Regions from separate parts of the Homo sapiens genome. Here regions 2 and 3 are each linked to region 1. Evidence: chromatin loops called from intact Hi-C (ENCODE). Cell type or tissue: dorsolateral prefrontal cortex. All regions are shown on one strand.

What was found. Peaks named below come from ENCODE experiments on the same cell type or tissue, not always from the same donor. Only the 100,000 strongest peaks of a DNase experiment are listed, where the experiment ranks them.
Region 2: a loop joins it to region 1, with 6 times the contacts of the local background. A loop is called at or near these places in 6 of 110 quality-filtered maps.
Region 3: a loop joins it to region 1, with 2.7 times the contacts of the local background. A loop is called at or near these places in 4 of 110 quality-filtered maps.

What each region holds. Positions count from the first base shown.
Region 1 is chr1:165,069,315-165,077,314 of GRCh38, reverse strand. No RefSeq gene overlaps it. Among named protein-coding and RNA genes, the nearest start is that of LMX1A-AS2, 130 kb to the left of the region's middle. In dorsolateral prefrontal cortex, CTCF peaks have their summits at 1,167, 1,367 (motif pointing right), 3,512 and 3,714 (motif pointing right); a DNase peak (open chromatin) is centred at 7,294; H3K27ac peaks cover 4,281 bases.
Region 2 is chr1:163,817,392-163,825,391 of GRCh38, reverse strand. It overlaps LOC124904447 (a long non-coding RNA gene), which reads right to left. Exons shown (of 2, transcript XR_007066704.1): 2 at 1-408. Among named protein-coding and RNA genes, the nearest start is that of NUF2, 500 kb to the right of the region's middle. In dorsolateral prefrontal cortex, CTCF peaks have their summits at 4,232 and 4,434 (motif pointing left); no DNase peak of the experiment used is centred here.
Region 3 is chr1:164,910,900-164,918,899 of GRCh38, reverse strand. LOC107985451 (a long non-coding RNA gene) reads left to right here and starts at 6,525. Exons shown (of 3, transcript XR_001737807.2): 1 at 6,525-6,624. RefSeq lists a silencer at 4,374-4,668. In dorsolateral prefrontal cortex, a CTCF peak has its summit at 4,451; no DNase peak of the experiment used is centred here.

The DNA of each region.
Region 1 (8,000 bases):
GGTTGTATAAACAAAACAACCAGACTAAATGTGTTATGGCTGTGACAGATGTTCCTGGTGATACAAGTGTGCTCTGCATGTTAGGAGCCATGGCTGCCACACGGCTCGGTTCTCCCCCTCCCTCCACAGAGGCAGCAGGTGCTGGCAGGAGGGTACCCAAGGACAGGAGCCTCTCTCTTCCTCTGCACACCACAGCCGATACCAGCATGGCAGATGCACAGGGCTGCTGAGAGGAGGACAAAAAAGCAAACTTAGCTACAGGTGGAGATCTTGTCCTGGACTGGGCAGCGGATAGATGTTGGATAGGGCAGACTCTCTGGTAGATGCAATGTTCTCCTCCTTTGTTCCTAGAGCATCTCCCAGCTCCACCATCTGCACTGTTATCACCTTAGGGCTCCCTGGAGTTCCTTACAACTCACCTCCAGTGGTTGAGAGGGAAGTGACACACATGTCCATCTGCTCTGTGCTGTGTGCTCAAGGGACAGAAGCCTGAGCACTCAGCAGTGTGTCCCGTTGAGACACTGACCCCATATCCCTTTCTCATAGGTTGTGTCTCCATCTTCCTTTATACTTTCAGAACTATTTCTTTAGACTGAATTTGATCTAAAAGACAAAAGTTGGAAATTATAACTCTGGTTGAAGAGTGAGGCCCCCAGACCCTTCTGTCAACCCCCAAGTTCTGCATATCACAGGTTGAACGCATCTGTGGACCCACTGGGCATGTTGAGGGGAACATGTAGCTTATTGATGCCCCTCTAGGGTACCATGAAGGATGTGGCTCTGAATTCAGAGGGGCCCAGGATGAGCCTGTGAGCCTTGGAACACAGCCGCTCTCCAGTTCCTTCTCAGCAAAAAACCTGGTTGCTTTGAAGGCAGCCAGTGATTCCCCATAGGTGGGGATGCTGCAAATTTCAGAGAGCTTTGCAAAGACAAGAAAGGCTACTCCTTCCTGCCTCCACTATCCTCCTCTACAGAAGGGATGTGCAGAGACAGCAGAGGGGAGGGCATTTATCAGTATCCAGGTGCACATTATCTAGAAGATTAGAAAAACCCAGTCTCTTCACCCGAACTGCTTATGTCTGCAGTTTTCCAAGGTCCAGTGGAAATTGTTAATACGGTTGTTGAATAACAGCAGTCAGCAAGGAGTATGGTCATTGACTAGAACATAAAATTAGGCTAGAAATTTAAGAAAATGAATTGATTCCTTTTCTCTCTGATATAAAAAAAAATAATAAGAACAACTCAGAGTTTCTCAGCCTCAGCACTATCGATGCTCTGGGCAGGAGAATTCTTTGTTACTGGGGACTGGTCTGCACATTGTCGGATGTTTAGTAGCACTCCTGGCCTTCACCCACTAGGGGCCAGTAGCACCCTCCAACAAGCTGTGACAATAAAAAATGTCTCCAAACATTGTCACATGTTCCCTGGAAGGCAAAATCGTCTGAACCATTGTTCTAATTAGTTGGTTTGGAAGGTCAAAGACTATTTGCCAAGCCAATTTTAGGCCACAGGCTGAGGAAATAAAAATCCCTTCAGGGATAGAGGAGGCTGATGTTTTTTCTGAACCTGCGGGAAGAATATTAGATTCAGCAACTAACAGAGTTTTTCTGAGAACGGGCCCTCTGGCCCATCAACACACAGGCCAACATCCCTGGTGGGGAATGGGCCACATGATGCAATGATAGAAATCCAGATAACTTTGGGGGTTCTAAAGCAGAGGACCCAGGACCTCAATTCCATAATGTAGCTTGGGGAAGCTTCCAGCCTAGAAATGTTCTGGAGCTTCTCACACCTGCTTGTGGTGTAGGGAAAGAAGCTAAAATGTCTGTGCACTGGAGAAGGCCTTGGAAGAGCATTTGAATGAGGGCTGGCAGACCCAAAGGGCCCCAAGAGATGGGATGATTATGGCCAAGGCATCAGGGTGGAAGGCTAAGGCCAAAAACAGACAAGACCTATCCCCTTGGCAGTGGATGTCCGGAGCGCAGAGCCTGAAGACCTGGCACCCTCTCCCTGCCAAAGCCTGGAGAAGTAGGCCCCACCCTAACTTTATGTCACCCACAGGAAGTAGAAGAGTGAAGGGGACAGCCCTAGACTGACAGAGGTCACTTGCTGTAGTGGAGTCTCCCTTGCATTGTTGGTATTAGTATTTTTTCCTAAGACACCAAATAGGACTAAATTGAAAAGTTAGTTTTTGTTCCATTTTAGAAAGTAGTTACATTTTTGCACACCGGAGTTTGTGAAATTTATGCCTGGTATAAGTCATTTAAGCCAGCATTTCTGATCTTGTTTAATAAAGAACACTTCTTTTTTAGAGAAATATCTATGACTGGCCCCAGTAAAGTGAGCGTCCCTTCAAATACAGTTTGGAGAATGTTGGCTTAGAGTGTAGAACATTTGCGCTATTCCCAAAAAATAAACAAACAAATAAACAACAAAATCTATTCTCGGATCATCGTGCTGTTATTAATAATCTCTGTTGAGTATATTTTGTTTTTATTAGGCATGAAACATTTGCAACTAAGAATTAGAGAGTTGCGCTCTCAAAAGCCTGAAGGAAAAATTATCAGAATCCTAGCAGTGTGAGGCCAACTATGCCCCGCTTTGAACTTAAGATAAATAACACACCCAGGAGAGCCACTGGTGCAGAGCTACAACCCTGGAGTCTCATGGTAATGAGATCTGGCTTCAGAACCTGGCATTCCACCTCCCGTGCTGCTGTGGTCAGGTTGAAGTGCTGTGCTCACCTCACCTACTCCACCATTCACCAGTTTGAAGCCTCTTTTTTGCTCTCCCCTCCCAGCTCCCCCAGGAACACCCTGTCTGCAGTGTCAAGAATTCCCCAAATTAGGAGGAAAAGGTCAAGACCCCATAGTTCCAAGTCCTGGAGTCAGCCCCAGGGGAATACCCCCATAGGGTAGAAGGGCCCTCTGTGTTGTCAGAGGAAGGCCCGGGCAGCAATGCTTCACAGGGTGGTTCTTTCGCCAGAGGCTCTTTGGTCATTTGCATGGGAGTTTTTGATCACTCCATCGATGAGAAGTCCTATCACTATCTGTGGGGCAGGACTAGGGTTGGTAAATATTCTACAATACAGAGGACAGTCCAGCAAGTCCAGCGTGACAGAGAATTGCTGCAGCATCCCCAGCAGTTTTGGAAAGCTTCACTAGAACAGGAGAAAAGCCTCTATATAATTGCCTGGGGGGCATTTTGCAAAATTTGAATATACCTTAAGTTTCCTAGGGAAGACTGTCTTTGTCTAGTTTGGAATTTTACCATTTTTTTTTAACTTATTTTAAAAAATTACCTAACCTATAGCAATGCTGCTGGTGGCCCTTGAGGCCAATATAGTACATTTCCACCTACTGGATTTCTGGGTTTTTGATGAGTCTAGGACTAGATGCAAGTTTCCAAGTAATTATGTCTTCTAGAACACCCAGATGTGAACATTTATATCTTCGAATATAGATTTTCTTTTATTTTATGTATATATTTATTCATTATTTTTATTTGATTTATTTTATTTAAAAATTACTTTGAACTTTTGTATTACAATTAGAATTTTTATAGATTATTTGAAAATTATATGCATTGAGAAGCTATTTTCAATTCAAATAGTAAAGGGAGCACAAAATATGTGTAAGGGGAGACAGGTTTGTTAAGTGCAGAAATTAACGTCTTAGTGTCCCGGGGCAATGAGGGTAATTCTAGAGAACCTCCACTGGAGGTCACTAGAATCTCACCCAAATATGTCAGGGACAGCTACAGGAGAGTTCAGTTTCTCCCACATTAAATCAATAGCGATGCAAATTGCTATTAATGACATTCATCTCCCCTCCCTCCCCACAAGGGATTGTTTTCTCCCAAGTGTCTCCTTCTCTTTTACATCTTCCCTTTCACTTGTATGTCAGCACCAGCCTCCTTTATTCATACCCAGTGCTCAGGCCTGTGTTCCCCTCTTCCCTGAGGTTTAATTTCAAGCATACAGAGATGTCGAGCTGCATGGGAGCATGACTGCCTTATCTTCCTGGTCTGGTAAAAGTCAAATAAATCGGCATTTTGAAGAATTTAAAATTAGACCATGCATTACACGCTGTGTTGAAGTTTACCATACCAGCATTGCTGCCCCAGGGGCAAATAGACTGAACTCTCTTCAGCAGAGCTGTGTAAATGATACAACTCTTTTAATGTTAAAGTAGAGAAATGACCAAGGAAGGGGAAAGGCCTCAATATTTATAATAAATCTATTTGGCTAGCAGAGGAAAAACGTTTTTTGATATAGCACATCTTCATGGCCTTAGCACCTTGTAGATTCCTTGGCTGCAAGATACCTCACAATGAGCTATCTTCAACATGAACTGAAATCTCTGTTTTTGTGTGTGTATCTCTCACAACATTGACTTGCCTAGGTTTTTTTCTCCTCTTTAGAGATGTAAAATATTTGCGTGGCACAATTTCTGAGGATTGCCAGAGAAAATGAAGCCAGCATTAAAGCCATAAAGGTGGAGCTTTAAAAGATGAGATGACAGTCACTTTGCCCTTTCCCGCCTTAAAGATGAGAAAACCAACATCTTGCAAAGTAAAGTAGGAAGATGAAGATAAGCATCAGGACATGGTTGCCTCAGGTGAGGGGAAACAGAGGGACAGGATAGAGATAGAACATCTAGGGACGGGTCAGTTAGTGACTATGTTCTATTTTTTGTGTTGGGGGAGTGGCAGGGCAGGCACAGATATTTATAACATAAACATATAAACAAGCCAAAAATGGGCCATGCCCAGACCAGTGATGAGAGGGTATCATGATCCAAAGACCATGATAAATCCAAGTCTGTGTACCTGAGTTCCAAAAAGAAAAAAAAAAAAAAATTAAGGTGGGAAGGAATAGAATGGTTCCTAGGATCATACTTCCAGCTCTCTCAGACTTAGATCAACAGCTGGATCTAACCTAGTGCTAACCTACATTAGCCCTGCCGTTAGTCACTCTACCTTCAGCTCTCAGTTGCCTTGCAATGCACACTATGCTAGAAGCTAGTTAAAAAAAAAACAAAAAACAAAAAACTAATCAAAGTAATCAAAGTAAGCAAAGGGATTACAGGGGTCCAAATGGGTGGAATAACTCACATATAAACAGAGCCAGCATCCTTTACTTGACCAAACAAATTCTATACAGTCTAAACCAGTTGCCCCTGCTTGTCTCTGAGGGCTGCAATGATTATACTCCAAGAGGTTACCCACCTCTGAGAAAGAAAGTCTTCAAAGGGTCTATACCCCATGAAGAAAATCCAAGAAGCTAGAAAATAAATTAATAGCCCTTCCAGAAATAGCACCCATTAGGGAATTTCCTAGTTTTCTTTTTCTTTCTTTCAGATCAGGATTGAGCAAACTACAGTCCATAGGCCAAATCCAGTTTGCCACTTGTTTTCATAAAATTTTATTGCAGTGGTTTTAACTGGGATGACTTTGCTCCCCTATGGCAATGTCTAGGGATATTTTTGGTTGTCATTAGTGGAGGTGGGAGCACTGTTGGCATCTAATGGGTCAAGGTCAGGAATGCTGCTAATCATACAGCAATGCACATAACAGCTCAGCAGCAAAGAATTATTGGGGAAAAATGTCAACAGTATGGAAATTGAGAATCCCTTGTTTTGTTAGATCCCTACCACATTCATGTTTCTGTACTGTCTCTGGTTTCCACAACGTGCTACAATGGCAGTGTTGAGTAGCTGAAACAGAAATCATACAGCCCCCAAACCCCAAATATTTACCATCTGCACCTTTATAGAAAACGTTTGCCAAACTAAATCTAGAAAATGAGTTAAGAGCAATGAACAAGCAAGAAAATCTGTATTATTTTGAAAAATGGCAATGTTTTGTCTGCAATATATACAATATCCCTTAGAAATTCAGTTTTGACCTTTCATGGCTACATTTTAATTCTATATCCTTCTGACGACCGCTCCATTATCTCTATTTATTATGGCTCTGCTTGCATTCCAGGCACTGAGGTGAGTCCTCTGCCATTCAAATAGAGGCCCATTTCCTGCTCTTTGGGGGATGGATAGCCCAGTGGGAAAAACAGACATTAATTAAATCATCACCCTAATGAATGTATAATGAAAAACTATAATAAGAGCTTGTAGGCTAGAGACAGGTTCTATCACAGTTGACTGGGGCTTGGGAGAGGCTCCCTGAGGAAGTAAGTTTTGAACAGAGGCCTAAACAGTGTACAGAAGTTAATGAGACTAACACAGCGTGTGTGTGGTGGTGATTTTGGGGCAGAGGGGTAGTGGTGGTGAGTTAGACCAAGGTGAGGGAGAGATTGGAACATTGGCGGAAATGACAAAAGACCAGCATCGTTGAGGTTTAAAGAGCCTGGAGGAGTGTGGTTGAAGATGCAGCTGGAATGGGAAGTCATGAGGACCAAGGAACAGCATGTGGGACAGATAGTGTGTTTGGTCTTTATCCCAAGAGCATCAAGAGCAAAGAGAAGCCATTGAAGGGCATGGGAAGGGGAATGTGATCTGATTTGCATATCAATATCACAAATGGTCAGATTCGAAAACTGAAGAAAAGTTAAACTAATTTAAAAACCTGGTTGTTTTGAAAAAAACTAGCTGATTGATTAACTTTGAAATATCTAACTAAAGCATTGTGTTCTCTTTTTTTTCACCCAACACAGTCAGCGATGAGAGTGAATTTGAACATGATCATTTTCCTTTTTACGAAGCAGGTTTGTGTGTGGAGACTCAGCTGGAATTTATCCTACAGTGATTTCTAAGGTCATGCTTCTTTTGAAGATCAGTTGAATATTTATGTGTGTGTGTGTGTGTGTGTTTGATGTTAAAATTTCCAATTCTCACTGTGCCTTCTAAGTTTTCTAGGACTTTAAAAATATACTCACCAGAGAGTCGGGAGAATCAATGGCTCATTTTATAATTCTCTATGATGTAGACTATCTAGTTTTCCTGTGCAAAATGTGTTTTTTAACCAAGTTTTAATTTCCTTTTTGTTTCATCTATATAGCCAATTGTATCTAGCCTGTTAAATGTTATTACTGTCCATAATCTGTACATTATTTACTAGTAGTACCTTTGGAAATTTAGGCTACAAATCCTCTATGTGACTAAAATCAACTAAACATTCTATTGTATGGGTTGAGGGGTGGACAAAGAGATGCAGAAAAATAATAGGATGTGATTCTGGTTATTGTTCCTTTGAATTATTGACCATTGTCCTTTATCAAACAACAGCTTCTATTCCAGAATAGAGGTTGGCAAACTATCAAGTCCAGCTGGCTGCCTGGGTTGTACACAAAGTTTTATGGGGACACAGTCACACTCCTTTGTTTACATATTGTCTATGGCTGCCTTCATGCTACTATGACAAAGTTGCAAGAGAAATTATATAGCTACGATCCTAAAATATTTACCATCTGAACCTTTATAGAAAAAGTTTGCCAATCTCTGTTCTAGAAAAAGCAGATGAAGCTATTTATATATTCTTTTCGTGTGAGAATATTTAGTGGTAACTACATACATAGCCTTTGCCCTCATTGCCATCATGAAAACCCAGCTTTTCCCCCAGAGCTTAGGTAAGACCCTGCTAAAGGCTGATAATGGTTTTCAGCACTTACAACGTAAGCAACACTTCACTAAGCATTTCATATATGTTATCTCACATAATCCTCACTGCAGCCCTGTGAATTAGATATTATTATCCTCATTTTGCAAATGAGTAAATTTGCATTAAAGAAGTTAAATAACTTGTCTAAGTTCACAGAACTTGTAAGTGGCAGAAATGGGAATTTGATTCAATTTCTATTTCTTTCCTGGGCTGCTAACCACTCTACTCTGTGGCAGTGGGTACTCTGCACATATTCTATCAGAACCAACTGAAAAAGGAAAAATGGCTGTTGGCTCCAAAAGTAGGATCTAGCTTCCTGTAATGGGTCTAAGGTTGTCAGCACTCTGGACAAAAGTACCGCCAAGTGCACAGATCTGGTTTCC
Region 2 (8,000 bases), 1.3 Mb after region 1:
CTTTGTACTTCTTCACAGCACAGTAGTCTCTCCCACAATAGTCTGAGATAGGTGGTCTCAGGCATCTCATATGACATTTGGATTTCCTCAAAGCATACGCTCCAAGAGCAAGTGTTTCTAGAGGCTGAGGAAGAATCCACAAGGCTTTTTATGAACTAACCTTGGACGTCATCCAATGCTACTTCCACCACATTCTATGGGTCAAGATGGAAGTCACAAGGACAACCTATTTAGGGCCTGATCATCAGGAAGCATGAGTTACTGGAAGGCCATCTTTGGAGACAAGCTACTATGGTTCCAAATGACAATAACGATTCCAAAGGAGGAGGGGTCACTGTGTAGAGGACTATTAGGGGGGCCACATCACTGAGGAGGTGCAGCTTAAATTGGAAGAAATGTGAGTTCCACCTAAGGAGAGAGAAGAAAGACCTCATGGTGAAATGAACATATACTCTCAAGAGGATCTGAGTTCAATTCATGCTTCTATCACTTCATAACCATGTACCTTTGGAAGTAATACCTCACAGGGTAGTTGAACAGAATAGCAAAAACATATATTAAAGCCTGGATCATAGCCAGAAAAAAATAGAAAGGAATTATTATTATTAATCACAAAAGAGGACATTCCAAGCTGTGTAAAAATTAGACACTAGGTACTTTGAGGACCCAATGAGTGACCTACAACATCACGTATTCAGAACGGGTTAGAAGAGGCATCGTATTACAAGAGGCTAGATCTCACAGCTTCTGCATTTGTCACAAATTATACTTCCTAAAATGTGTATTTGAAAAAGAATCTGGCCAGACAACATCATGGTATGATTAGAGAACAAAGAAAGATTGCTTTATCTCAAAATGTCATCTTCTCTAATTTGCCCAAGGGTCTTCCACTCCATCATAGGTAGTTCATTCCTCTCAGTTAAGATATCTTATTCCCTGGGGTCACCTATCACAATGGAAATACTCTGGAAGAGGTAATACCCTCAGATATCATCAATTACTCACAATGTATTATACACTTGAGATTACTTTTCAACAATAATAGTCAAGATATTCTAGGCTATGCAGTAGTAAAAACATTCCCACAATCTTCATTATTTTTTAACACAACAAAACTTACTCATTCATACAAATTCCCTTGCATGTCTGGGCAACTCTCCAGGGCAGCTGTCCTCCACGTGTTGAGTCAGTACTCTAGGCTGCTCTGATCTTATGGCACCTCCATATCAACACATGTTCCCATGATCACCACAGCAGAAGAGAAGCTAGAAGACTCATACACTGGCAAATAAATGTTCCTACAAGAAAGTGACATGTATCCCTTCTATTCACATTTTATTGGCTGAAGCAAGTTACCTGGCCATGCCTAGCTTCAAGGAAGTAGGAAATTATAAGTCCCTCATGTGCCCAGAATAACTGGATATCAATTAAAAATAATATGCATAGGGCATTGACCAAAGAAAAAATTCAAAAGAAAAAGAAATTAGGCTGTAATTGAAAATATTTTCAATAGTGAAGTGGAGAGGAAGAGTTAGGTACAAATTAGGAGGCAAATCTAATGGGTCAACATCATTGGTTCCTGAATACATAGACACACAAGGTAACATTCAGCTCCTAGTAGAGGAGGAGGTGTCAGAAATAGAGGTTTCTCAAAAGAAAAACAACTCAGCACCAGCTCTGACTCTTCCACTTTTAAGTATAAAGTCATTTGTCTTTAAACAGTGTTGTGATATTCATCATCATCAAAAAACCAACAGTCTAAAAGTAATCTTTTGCCAAAAATTAACAATTTGAGAGGGTATTGGGGTAGGTATTTCTGGCCAAAGGGTAGGTAGAATGAAATGAAGAAGCAGAAAACCAACAGTCTAAAAGGAATATGGGGGTAGATATTTCTGCCCAAAGAAGGGTTAGGATGAAATGAAGCAGCAGAAACTGGGCCAGAGTTGAAAATTCAGCAAAGAGACAGGCCAGTAAAAATAAAAGGTCATGTCTGGGATCAAGAGATAAAGTCATGAGAAATTTAAAAAGCAAGGATAATGGAAGCTGCTTTGAACTGATTTCAGTTCAGGGCTCTGGAGTGAAATAGGGCAGGATGGTGCTTCCTGAGAATGATGTCTTTGGGGAGGCAGCAGCAGGAAGAGGCTAGTGATCCAAATGGGAATCTACTAGGCTTATAATAGAAATATCCCAAATAATAGAAATATCTCAAATATCCCAAATAGTTCATCCCTCTAGTCCCAGGACTGCTGCCCAACACAGCCTCTGTGAACTTAGGAAGCTCTAAGGGCTTATCTCTGCAGCCCTGACAAGATTCCTACATGATTCACCCTTTAGCCCTAACTGACTGGGGTTATATTAAGTGAATAGCCAGCTGCTTTTTCTGCTTTAATTATTTCTATTTTGAAAATTTTCGACTTACCAAAAAAAAAAATGAGGAGATATTACAGAGAGTTCATATACATTCCCCCTGCACATACCAGTTTTCTCTATTATTTTCATCTTGCATATCTTACACTACTATGATATGTTTGTCACAATGAATAGTCCAATACTGATACATTATTATTATTAACTAATGAAAGGCAACTTTAAAGAAACCACTTCTAGGGTAGATACTGCATGATCTCACTCCTATGTGAAATCTAAAAAAGTTGATCTTATAGAAGTAGAGAGTAGAATAGTGATTACCAGAGGTTGGAGGGTGAGGAATGGGGGGATGATAAGAAGAGGTTACTCAATGGGTAGGAAGTTATAGTTACATAAGAGAAATATGTTCTGATGGTTTTTTGCACAGTAGGGTGACTATAGTTAACAATAATGCATTGTATAATCCAAAATAGCTAGAAGAGAAGATTTTGAATACTCTTACCATGAATAAATTGTTAATGTTTGAAGTGATAGACATACTAATGATACTGATTTTATCATTATACAATGTATATAGGTATTATAAACATCATACTGTACCCTGTAAGTATGTACAATTATTATGTATCAATTAAAAACAAAATACAAATTTTAAAAAACCTACTTCAGTATATACTCTAGAGACTGATAATGATCATAGTGTCTATTTTTAAGTGAAGTAGAAGGGGTTATGAAAGAGTTAAACTTTACACATAAAGAATGGAACATTTCAACAATCTTGTCTTTGATAGGCAAAGAAAAACAAGAGCAAAATCACATACAGAAAGAAACTCTAGGATCAATATGAGTATTATTTATGCACTAAAGTTCAAAGTCAGTGAGACAGAATAAAATAGGCAGGACTCTCAAGAGATTGAATTCACGATATCTTTAAAAAAGAAATAAAGAAAGAAAAACAGAAAAAAAAAAAGCCTAGTCACCAGGGAGGACTTTCAGACTACCTGTGCCAACTCTCCTCAAATGCTGGTTTTGGAGACTTTTGGCCTATAATTTCTAATAGTTCCTGTAGACTTTGGCCTATAGTACACTAACAATGAATTCAGTAGCTTGTTCCCACAGGTGGGATCTGGAATTACTCATGTTGCTCCAGGCTGGGTATTTGATCATCACAGGTGAATCTCTGGATACTTGTGTATCTTCTAAGCTGAAGCTTTCTCCACTAACACCCAAGATGTTTGCATATCTTAAACCTTTCCATCATGATTTACTTGTTCAACCCTCCCCTGACACCCTAGCTTGCTTGAATGATGATGCCATGGGTCTTCCCACATGTTTCACCAAAGAGCCAGACTTTGTCCCCACCTGTAGCTGCTGCTTGGGAGTACTGTTTCAGGCCAGGTAGACCTCCTATAGGAGGTCAAATAGACAATTATATTGCTTTTCCGATGGAATATTACTATTTCCAAAAATACCTGCAGCAATTCTTACCTATTTGTTGAGTATCCACAACAGTTGAGATCAGACCTAAGATCACTATATCCATGTGGTCACTGTAATCCAAACTGCTGACTGCCTTCCTTTGTGTACAAACCTGACCATTTCTAGAAAGTCTGACATCACAACACAAGTATACAGCACTATATGATTGACCCGAGCAGATCCAGAAACACAGATCAGCACCAAAGGCTATGTAGGAGGATTACTGCTAGAGTTCATAAGAGAGGCCAGGGGGCACAAATATGGTATAATGATTAGGGAAAGTCATTGATAAGGAGAGATTCTGGTGGTAAATAGAGTTTAGGAATAAGACGAAAAGGAGGCCTTCCAAAAAAGGATTAGTTATCCTTGTCATTTCTCAGGACCTCCATTGAAAGTTACTGGTAGTGACTCAGCAACTGCCCTAAGTATCCAAATCACTGCTCTAAAGCATCAGAGTCGCTTGTCCCTAAATTTCATCTCATCTAGTTTTTGGCACAAACCATAAGATCACTCACTTTAAACATTTATCTTACATTTTCAGTTTTTAGTCATGCTTCTATTTCATTAGTGGAAAAATATGAGAGCCCTCCAGTGGCCAAAAATAAAACCTATAAATTTATATCATCTTTAAGTAAAACCTCTTTAGCCTTGTGGAAGAAAAAAAAAAAAGTTGTATCTGTATTTCAAAACCTAAGAGTTCAGTGATAGATAAGGTGGGACTTTTATTATTGTTCCATTGACTCACAAATAAGTTGAATCATTCTTACCATGGCTAAGGAGAGGCACAACATTGGAAAAAGAATCAGAGATAAAACATTACAACACATAGAAAAAAACCTCCTGGTATAATTTCTTAAATGGATATTTGTTTTGTAAAAATAAAGCAACAACAAAGAAGAGCTAACATTCATTAAGGTCAAGTTAAAGAACTCATATAAAGAAGAACTTGGATTCCTCTCTTTGAAGATATAAATCTGTAGCCATGAGGAACTGCTCCTAAATCCTAATAGGGATTTATATAGATATATGGCTGCACTGTTTTTTTCCTTCCTCCCTCTGGCTTATCTGTGCTGTACACTTTCTCTTATCCATGCTAATGGAGGGGATCAGTAGTGCAGATAATTGAAAGGTTGTGTGCCAACAAACTGCTTTGTGGTTGCTGCCAAAAACTCCCTAGTGTTGCATGGTTAATGAAAAGTCAGGCAATGGCAGGGTTCTCATCACATAGCAGCCCAGCATAATAATAGTAGCTATTATTTATTGAGCCCCCACTACATACCAGATTAAGTGCTTTACATCCAATTATCTCATTACATCCTCACCTACAACCTTACGATATTGGTATATTTTCCCCTCTTTTATGGGTGAGGAAACTGAGGCTCAGAAAGACAAGTAATTTCCAATGACCACTCTACTCATTTCAGTGATAAAGCTGTTTTCTGATCCAAGTTTTTTCTATTAGTGCAAAATTCAAAAATGCAGTAATTTTGTTATGACACCTCCAAATCCTAGGGTGCATCAACCCACACTTGGGGAAAATTTTCTTTAAATATGGGATTTGGAAATATTTTCAGAGCATTGGTCCTGATCTCTATAAAGAGATATTTTCAGGCTAGACTTAGTATCCATAGGCTTTCTGGATTTGAGTTTCTCCTAAAATTTTCAGCTAATTTCTGGATGAAGGAAAGGGTAAAGTGTCCATATGCAGTGGATATATTTTAATCTCGACTTACTAAGTTTCTCAGCAGAGTATGGGCTTAGTAAGGGCTTCCTTCTTAATATCTTTCGTATTTTAGCTTTGGAACCCCATTCATCCTGATTCTTTCTTTACAACTACTTCTAATTTATTTCATGGTGGCTTCTTCGTCTACTCATGCTCTACTGGCATTTTCCTTTGCCTTCTTTTTGGCTTGCGATAACTTCAACCAGGACCCAGATGCCAATAGCTTGCCAGTCTCAACAGTTAGCTCTGATCTCACTCCATTGCCCTAGCTTCATACTTCCAACTGCCAGATAGTTACTTCCATGTAAATATCATATTGGCACCTGAAACTCACCAGTTTTGAGTATATTGCTTAGATTACTAGGAAAATTATAATATTACTTAACAAAGGGCCTAGCATTTAATGACCCTTTTAAGTGATATGCATTGCTGTTACCATTATTAACAAACAATGGATGAATAAACGTATGAAGTTCAAACTTCTTAGCCAAGAATATAGTGACTGTCTTACCCTAGCTTTATATCAACCTTCCTTTTCATGCCCTCAATTCTTTCCATTCTGGTGCCCTCTCCCATCTACCCTCAGATACTCTAAGTTCATTTATTAATTTGCCACACCTAAGTATAGACAATATTTTTATTCCATGTCTCTTGTTCTATGCATTTTTTAAAATTTTCTCTTTATCTTGTAAACTGTGGCTCATAATATAAATTTATTCCAAATGCTTTCTTTTTGTCCAGTTCTTCCAGGCAAAGTTAGCAGTACCACTTTTACCTGTGATCCTGTAGTACCTTGTAATATATAATTTGTATTTTAATGGCAAAACTTGATCAGAATATCTGTCTCTTCTCCACTATGAGCCATCTGAAGTGAAGGACTGAGATGTATGCTTCTTTCTATTTTGCTTATCAAAACAGTTTTTTAGCACACAGTAGAGATTTGATAAGAGAATAAATGATCCAGATTCCATATCTTTGGAACATCCAGGCATAGACAGTGTTTCAAGTAATCAGAATTAACTAAATTAACCCCTCCCGGGTGCCTGAAGAGAAAGGAGAAGAAGCTCCACTTCTGAAATTGTGTGGCATTTGGAGTAAAATATAACGGGGAATTTCATAAGTAAACCCTAAGAAGAGAGGTAGAGGAAACTAGAGGGATGGGTGAGGAGCTAAGAAATCAATAACTATAAATAATTAAAATTTAAATGAGATAGAAATAGCATGAAAGATCAGTATTGCATCTTCTTTCTCACTAATTCAAACCACATTCCTTTCTCTCATTCTTCATTCTGATCATTTTCTTCAGCACTCTGTCTAGGCTCTGGCTCTCCAACAGGAGGACCTTCCCACTCTTTCTCCTTTTTAGTCTTCATTGATGTTATGCTCTGCTGGTTGCATGCAGACACCCTAGAGTAACCCCAGGTCCAAAGGAACCCAGGGAAAGCTGAAGTAGCAGGCAGTAGGAGCAGAAAACAAATTAGATTTGTAGGGTTAGCTATTATGAAAAGTGGGAATTCGAATATAGCTGGCCCATAGGAAAACTGGACCTGGGAATCAATTTGGATTCAGGCATCCTCATAGACAACAGCAGCAGGACTTCAAGAGGGTACCCTGTGGTGTTCCACTTTGGACAAGGCTGGACTACTTTCCATGTATCAACTTCATTATTTTTGTACAAACAACTGACTTCTTGTATACTTACTGTATACTTTTTCTGTATCCTAGCTTCTACTGGTACATATTTTATGATTTTTAAATTCACCCATAATTTTTGTCTCCCTAGTTTGACTTGTCATGCTCCTTTTGGAAGAAGTAATTCATTGTCCCTCAGTTTCTTTTTTTTTCTTCTACAGTAGAGGTTTTTAACCTTATTTGACTAAGCACTCCATTTTACACTGAATATTTTACAAAGCTCTCTTTACTATCCTGAAATTTATAAATATACAAATACTTTATAAGTACTTTAAAATTATCTTAAATATAAAAAAGAGAAAAAAGTTTTATTTAAATTAATTAAGTTTAAATAATATATAATGCAATACGTAAATGCTCAGGCGTACCTACAATAGAAAATGAAATAAAGTAGTAAGATGCTTATACCTACACATGAACCAGGATGAATGTGACACAAATGTGGACTGACACAGTGCCTTATATTGGTGACTTAAACACCACAGACAGCATTGCTGGAGATTGTAAGTTTTGTTTTGGTTTTTGCTGAAATGGTGAACAACTCTAAAGATACAAAAATAATACATAATGAAGTACAATTTTTTTAATTAAAAAAAAGTAGGACCTGGAAGTAGGTATACTCCTAGGAAATTCAGTGTGTATTAAACGATTATATGTTTATATGGGAAATGGAGTTAAGTTCTAGGCACAGAAAATTATAAACATTTTTTTCCCACCTAACTGAATGTCCTTCAGGATA
Region 3 (8,000 bases), 160 kb after region 1:
CTCTGCATTACTCACTGGAAGAGGCTAGCACATACCATGCTCAAAGCAGCAAGCACTGAGAATGCTGGAAATTTGGGATCATGTTAGTCAGGAGTAAAGTTTACTGTACTAGATCCATGCACTTAGAGCTGTCTGACAATGGACCAAGCTGCTTTAGGAGGTGGTGAGACCCCCAACCAGTGGAGGTGTTCAAATAGCAACAGGATGGCTTTTCCATATATTGCAGAGGAAATGACGGATAGAGTAGGTTAGATTGAAACCCCCTATACTTCCTATTAACTTCTCTGATTTTCTCATTACATGAAAATATTGGCCAAAATTTTGCAGCAAGGATTGTGGTCTGAGGGTTGTGTTAAGAGAAGCCTTTTGAGTATGTAAATTTTGATAGGCCCTCCCCCTTAAAAGTAGCCTTGGGTGAAATTTTTTGGTGTTCATTCAGTTTTTCCTTCCTTTAACACTGCATAATGCCAGCCAGGTCTTAAAGCAAATGCCTGTTTGTAACTTCTGAAGGCAAAGCCCTTCTCATAGAGCCAGATCCCTCAGCCAGAAGCTAGTGAGTCAGTAAAGGCCAGGCAGGAGAATCGACGGCCCCCTCATGCTCCTGGACTGATTAGTTCTCTCTGCCTTTTCCTTTCTTTTTAAATCTCCTGGCACTTGAAAAAATCCAGTCCTCAGCCTGCTCCTGGGCCCTTTCCCCAAGCATCATTTAGTCTCAGAGAATGAAAACCATTTTCATGTTAGCCTAAGGAAGCATTTCCCAAAGTGTGATTAGGGGAACACTTGCCTTAATAGGAACTTCTGGTAAACAGGTCCTTCTGCTCAAATATTACTGCACATGTTCTTTCCCTTTGGAAAATTTCAGTGTGTATTTGCGCGTTAAAGCTTTGAGAAATCCTGCACAAAGAAACCTATTGCAGTTTGTTAACCCAGAATTTGCCAAATTTGTTTGATCCTAGAAATATTTTTCTAGAACAATTATTTTGGAAGTGGAGGAGTGGGAGGGGAATGGGACTATGGCATATCAGTTGGTACCTGGAATATCTGCAAAGTGTGGCCTGAACAAGGCAAAAAGATCAGTATATCATTCACAATTAAGGGAAATGGCTTTAGTTTCTGGATTATGTATTGTTTGGAGCAACTATTCCATGGTGCCCACCTCCACCTCATTGACATAAATGAGGGAGAGTTAGCAATATTATCAGTCTTTCAGCAACAGCAAGTCCTAGGTGCCTCCCTCTGGAATTAGTCTTTGATGAGTGTTATTGACTTAGCTCCAAGTTGCTGGCTATTCAGGGCAGGATAACCTTCATCTTCACATGTGTGCCCAGGTCGTGCCTGCAGCTTCCTCTAGGAGCAAGGGTATTTCATCTTCCAACTCCAGGGCATTTGTCCTGCAGCACCTGGAGTAGAACGATAACTCCTGCCATGGGATGCTCCTGGCAATTCACTTGGCAGAAGTGAGGGGCTCAGAGGCTCTCTTCACAAATCTCTAAATCAACTGGCCATGCAGTTGTGGGAGCAGTAGCAGCTGTTTCAGAGGCAAAGGCCATTCATCTTCTGCCTTTTATTCTCTTGTTTCTGGGGAACCTGGAAGAGTGAAGTTGTCTGCCACCAAGCATTGCCTACCTGAGTGTTCACTAAGGTTCACGCAGGACTATGGAATATGCTGGGTGCCTTCAGAAAGCTTCCACGTGGAGGGCAGGGTTCTTTTATGAAAAGGCCTTAGAAGCACAAAGGTTCTGTTTTAAAAGAGCTCCTGAAACCCAAAGTTCCTGCTCTACAGTTCTGTTGTCACTAGACAATACAAATCAGAAATTTATTGGGCCCAGTCCTGTTCTAAGAACTGAGGGAGATTCAGAAAAAAAGGATAAGATGGTGAATCTGAGCTTCTGGTTGAGTAGTGGTAGTAGTACCTAGGGGAGGTCTCAGGGAAGGGCTTTAGTTATCCCCCACTAATCTCTGCCCTCCTCTTGAACTACTAAATAAGCCTGAGATTTATTTTTTTAAAGGAAGATTTGCCTGGTTAACATGGTTCAACAACTCCATATGGATGTTTAAAAGAAATCACGCACGTAACATCTCCAAAGCTAAACTCTTTTCCGGCCTGCACATCCCCAGTCTTCATCTCAGTTGACAAGTGATGCTATCCTTCTTTAGAGAAGCCTTTGAGTCATTCCTGAGTGGAGTCAGGCTACTCTCTGTTAGTAAGTCCTGTTGAATCTACCTCCAAAAAAAGCCAAGATTTACCCCCCAAAAGAGCCAAAATCTAACCACTCTCATAACCTTCACTTCTTGCACCCTTGCCTAAGTCATCTTCCTCTCTCACCCAGTTTTACAACAACAGTCTCCTGACAGGTCTTCCTGTTTCTGCCTTTGCCCGCAATTATAGTCTATCCTCAACCCAGTGTAAGAACGACTCTTAAAATGAGGAGTCGGAAAATGGGATTTCTCTGTCCAAAACACTTTCAGGGTCATGCTTTCTTGTGCAAGGAATAAGCCACAGTACTTTGGTTACCTCCACAGTCCTCCATGGACTGCCCTTCCTACTACCTCTGATTTCATTCCCTACCACATTTCTTTTTCCTTCTGCTCCAGTCATATTATCCCAAAATCTCCAGCACAGTCTTTCTCAGTACCTTGTGCTTGTTGTCCCTTCTACCTGGAAGCCTATTTGCTCAAGATATCCACATGGCTCAACCCCTCACGTTTGTTAGGTCTTTGCTTAAGGCTCTCTCTCTCTCTACCTTATATAAAACCTTCACTATCTCCCTTTTGCTGCTTTATTTTTCTAGCATTTATCACCATCTGCCACAGTTTATAGTTTACATTTATGTCTCCCCCACTCCCCACTAGTATCTAAGCTCCTTGAGGGCATTTTTTTTTAATCTGTTTGATTCAGTTTCATGGAACAGGGCCCAGCATATATAAGGCACTCAACAAATATTCACTGAATAAAGGAACCAAAGAACAGTAACATTGTATATATCAATATGCCACATGAGGCAGGTGCTATATATATGATTTCATTTCATCTTCACAACCTCCCAAAAAGCTAGGTATTATAGTTACATGTCCCACCACAATTAACCACGAGAAAGTCCAGGCACAGAGAGGCTAAATGACTTGCATTCAATCAGCAATGATCACAATCACATTTCAGACTCACATCTGTCTACCTCCTAAATTCATGTTCCCAACCACTCTACTCAATTCCTTCCTCTTACAGTCCCCCAGACAACCAGAGCTACTGGGATCTCCAAGGAAAGAGAAATGGATTGTCACGGTGGGGGATCTGCAAAAGCTTCCCCCCGGAGATAGAATTTGATGTGGACCTTAGCAGATGAATAAATTCTAACAGGTAGAGAAAATACCAGGTGGCATTCTAAGCTGGGGAGAAGCATGAGAGGTATGGAAGCAGAGCAATTCAAATGTGTTCATCCAGGGGTGGCTTAGATAGGCAACCTCCTCATCCCAGTTTGCCTTGGACTTCCTGGTTCTAGCATCAACAATCCCGTGTTCTGGGAAAACTGGGACAGAGGGTCTCCTAAGTGACAAATGGATCAGGTTTAATAGGGTAAAGCATTCATTGTGCACATTGTTGAGGAAATATTGAAAGTAAAAGTGGCAAAGAGTTTTGAGGCTGAGGAAATGAGTTTGGAGCTCATTGTGCAGGTAAGGGGAAACCTTTGGAGGTTTCGAGAAGGGAATGATATGTGGAAACACAGGGTTACATGAAGCCGGAAAAGTCAATACTAACCTGATTGTGGTGAAGTACTGCCTTTTATGGGGTCGACCATGGTTGCCAGAGGAGCTGACAGTAGAGGGAGACCAATCAAGTCTGGACTCGGCTATCCCAGGTGTTTCAAGGAGCTGCTGCCTCTTGAAATTGGCATTTTCCCCTCTCCTTATAGTTCTCCAATCCTTTTTACATCTGTTACCAACATCATCTCCTGAGCGTGGATAGAGGTATGTCATCTTCCATGCCTTTGCATCCAGAAGTATTTATAAACCTTGGAGACCCAGGGAAAGCCCCTGTCTTGGGCTTCATTTCACATTTTCTCATCACCTCAAGCTTCTCTTTGCTCAGGCCTGGACCTATGAGCTACTTCCTTCTACAGTGGCAGGCCTTGTGGCCAAGGTCCTCTCATATCCTATTCAGTGGGTTGCTTTCATATGAGCGCTTTTCATCCTCTCTTTTGGGAGTTTTACACTTACTGATTCAATGGAAAGCCCTTAATTAAAGAAAAGGATGAGCACAGTGTCCATCCATATTTAAATAGATGAGAAATAAGCACTGGGCAGCCTGCAAGTGGCCTTCATGCTTGGAGAGATCTATGCTCATGTTTATAAACTGCACAGAAGGCAGTGGTGCCAGATAAAAAGACAATCAAAATAAATGCATCTGATAGTTTGTTTCTCCGTGTGGCATACATAATGTCAAATACAACAGTCCTACCATCAGAGGTCCTCAGCACTTCATGAACTACATAGCAAGGGAAGTAAGGCCTCAAATAAACTGTTGTGCAACTGTGATAAGCAAACTCAGGTCTTGGTAGAGCAGAAAACTGTCCTCTGTTCTCACAGATATCTTACACACACACACACAGACACACACACACACCCCTGTTTCTTTTTTAAATCTTCAGAACATACAAATAAATTTTGTCTTAAAAATTGGCTGGGCATGGTGGCTCATGCCTGTAATGCCAACATTTTGGGAGGCTGAGGTGGGCAGATCACTTGAGGTCAGGAGTTCGAGACCAGCCTGGCCAACATGGTGAAACCTCGTCTTTACTAAAAATATTTAAAAAAAAAAATTAGCTGGGCATGGTGGCTCACACTTCTAATCCCAGCTACTCCTCCAAAGGCTGAGGCAAGAGAATTGCTCGAACTCGGGAGGTGGAGGCTGCAGTGAGTGGAGATCACACCGCTGAACTCCAGCCTGGGTGACAGAGTGAGACTCTGTCTCAAAAAATAAATAAACAAAAAATAAATAAATATGAATAAATACAAGGTCCACAGAAATAACTGACCTCAGTGCCTAGGAAATCATTTGCCTCCAGTTTCCTTCAGAAGTAAAGTCAGGTTTCACTCAAAGGTCAAGAAGCCAGAGCTCAGTTCTTCCTAGCTGTACCTCAAGCTTAATTTGCTAGGTGAATAGGAGGTGATGTCCAGCAATTGCAATGAAAGCAAGCTCTTCAAATGGAGCAACTGTAGTCTGCACAATGAGATGTCTTGGAATCAGCCAGACTCGCCCTCCATCCCACCATGCTTTCTGAGGTGATGAGGATGGAAACAGAAAAAGAGGCTCTGGCATTATAGAACCCTGATGGGCGGTGGCAAAGGGTGGAACCCAGAACTGGCTGAGCTTCTTCTTCTTTCCTCCATTTTCCCCACTCATTTCAATGTTGCTGATTTGCATTCAGAAGGAGCTGAATTCAGTCTGGATACATCAGTTACTAGCTGCGTGAACTGAGTAACTTACTTAACTTCTAAACTTAAGTTTATTCATGTATAAAACAGGGAAAGTTTCTTGGTAATCTGAAAATTGCTACAGTGTTGTAAGAACTTAGCATAGTACCTAGTATATAGTAAGAGGTAGGAAGTAGTAACTGGAGTTACTATGCCTTCGGCTAGTCTATTTTCTTGCTTCCTCTATTCTTACTTCTCCTGCTCACCCATCTCACACCCTAACTTCAACTCCCAACCCAGGGACAGTAAACTGATACTTGCTTTCACCTGCCATTGATTGATTTGTGAGATGGGCTGCCTCACAAAACCACTCTTAGGAATTTAACGGGATTTGAAATTTAAAACCATCTCTTATTCATGTGTGGCTCAGACATTGCTTTGAACCTGGTTAGTTCAAGATTTTTTTTTTAAGATGGATATATGTTTAAAAAGCTCACAAGTCCTCTTGGGCACCAAATGGCTCTTTGGAAAGAATCCTGTGACAAGTTTATTGTAAATGAACCAGAAACATAGAGATTAAATTCCTCCTGAAATACTTCTGGGTGTGGAAATTAAGAAAAAAGCAATTGCAAGATGTCTCCAGTTTTGCAGACCTGCATGCAGCTGGCTTCCCTTAAGGCTGCCTGCTGAGCTGTGGGAAGAGCTCGGCTGGCTTGGCCAGGCCTCCGGGGTACCCCTGCAGCCGTGGGGTTACTTATTCCTGAGATGGGGCAGCGGAGGCAATTTGATGGAGGCAACTTTCATTCTAACTGCTCTTCCGGCAAAGCTCCTCTCTGGGGATCTCAGACTGGCACCTTTCACCATTGTTAAATTCACTTAAGATAAAAGCGACACCAGGCAAATGACAAGGGAAGAGCCATTAAGGGATGAGCGTAAGCAGTGACTGACAGGCAGGCTCTGCGAAGCGCTCAGCTGCCAGCCCCAGCCTTGGCAGGAATCATCACCCCGAGTGCCTCCCATAGCCAGCGCTTGACAAATGGGCAAGATTCAGTCCAAGCCTATGGGCTCAGCCCTTTGTTTCCCAGAGCCTCAGCCTCCATGCCTATTCACCCACACACTACCAGCCCCTCCACCCAGGAACAGCATCAGCAACCACGCAGAGAGGAGCCCATTGCTGCTGAAGGTGAGAGGCTGTCCTCTGCCTGCTTTCAGGTGAGTGCCTGCGGGTGGTGAGCCATGGAGCATGGACGACTACGAATTCATTCACTGCATAGTTAGGAGAGACGATATGAAGATTGAACTCAGCAAACCATAGAAAATACACACCCTGCCAAGTCTGTCTTTTATACTGTTGTTTTTCAGTCCAAGTGTAAAATTATGTTGGCCATCTTGGTCTTTTCTTGGGATTGTGCACAAGGACACCCAATGGGACTCCTTGCTGGGATATACTCACCATGCAAGCGGGCTCATACAGGTGTCCTGCAACACTGGCTCTTAGTAAATTACTTGCTAAATAATGTTTTTTTTATTATTAAGGTTACTTCTTTTATTGGAAAAAAATTAGAAAAATACAAAAATAAAAACCTACAAAGAACAATGGCAATCACATAGAAGGTCCATAATTGTTAATATATTATTGCATTTCTTAAGTGCAAAGTCTCCATAGCCAGATTGCATGGGGTCATATTCTTGCTCTGCCACCTATCAGCTGTGTAAGCTTGGGTGAGTTACTTAACTTCTCTGTGCTTTCATTTCCGCATCTTTAAAATGAAGATAAGTATAGAACCCACCTCATGAAGTTATTGTAAGCATTAAATGAGTTAAAACCATAAAGCTCAGAACACTACAAAGACTCATTAAATGTTAGCCGTTATCATGCACCAATTTTCACTAACCTGTCATTGTAGTTGTGATTCCATTATATCAGTGCTTCTCTGCCTAGGGAGATTTTGACCCCAGGGAACATTTGACAATATCTGGAGACATTTTTCGGTTGTCACAACTAAATGAGTTGGGACTACTGTCATCTAGTGGGTAGAAGCCAGGAATGCTACTAATCTTCCTACAATGCACGGGATAGCCCTCAATGATAAAGAATTGGCCACTCAAAAATGTCAACAAGTGCCAAGGTTGAAAAACCTACATTAGATTACTATACACATTGTGACAGATCCCAGTCCCCACTTGCTCCCTGTGGATTTCAGCTGTCCCTCGGGGCATGTCTTGCAGGATCCTGGAGTCTCACATATGCTTGGGAACACAACTCTTTCCTGCTCCAGCCTGCTTGCCATCCATGCTGCTGCTATTCTCCATGAGATGGCTCTTTTGGTGGGCACAGGTACCCTGTGCTGGTGCCAGCCAGAAATGAGTGGGAGGGTGGAGAGAGGCTGACCAGTGACCCTCTCTTAAATCTAAGGCCCTTCTTGTTCCTTAGATTCTGAAGTGGCATAGTTAGAGGCTAGCAGACTTTTACCAACATAGTTCTTCAGCTTTTCTCCCTAACTTCTCTCTCACTTGAGACTCAAAACCTGACTCTGGCTGGGTTTTGAAACAGAGTCCATGCCATTGAAATCATTCCCACCGCCTTT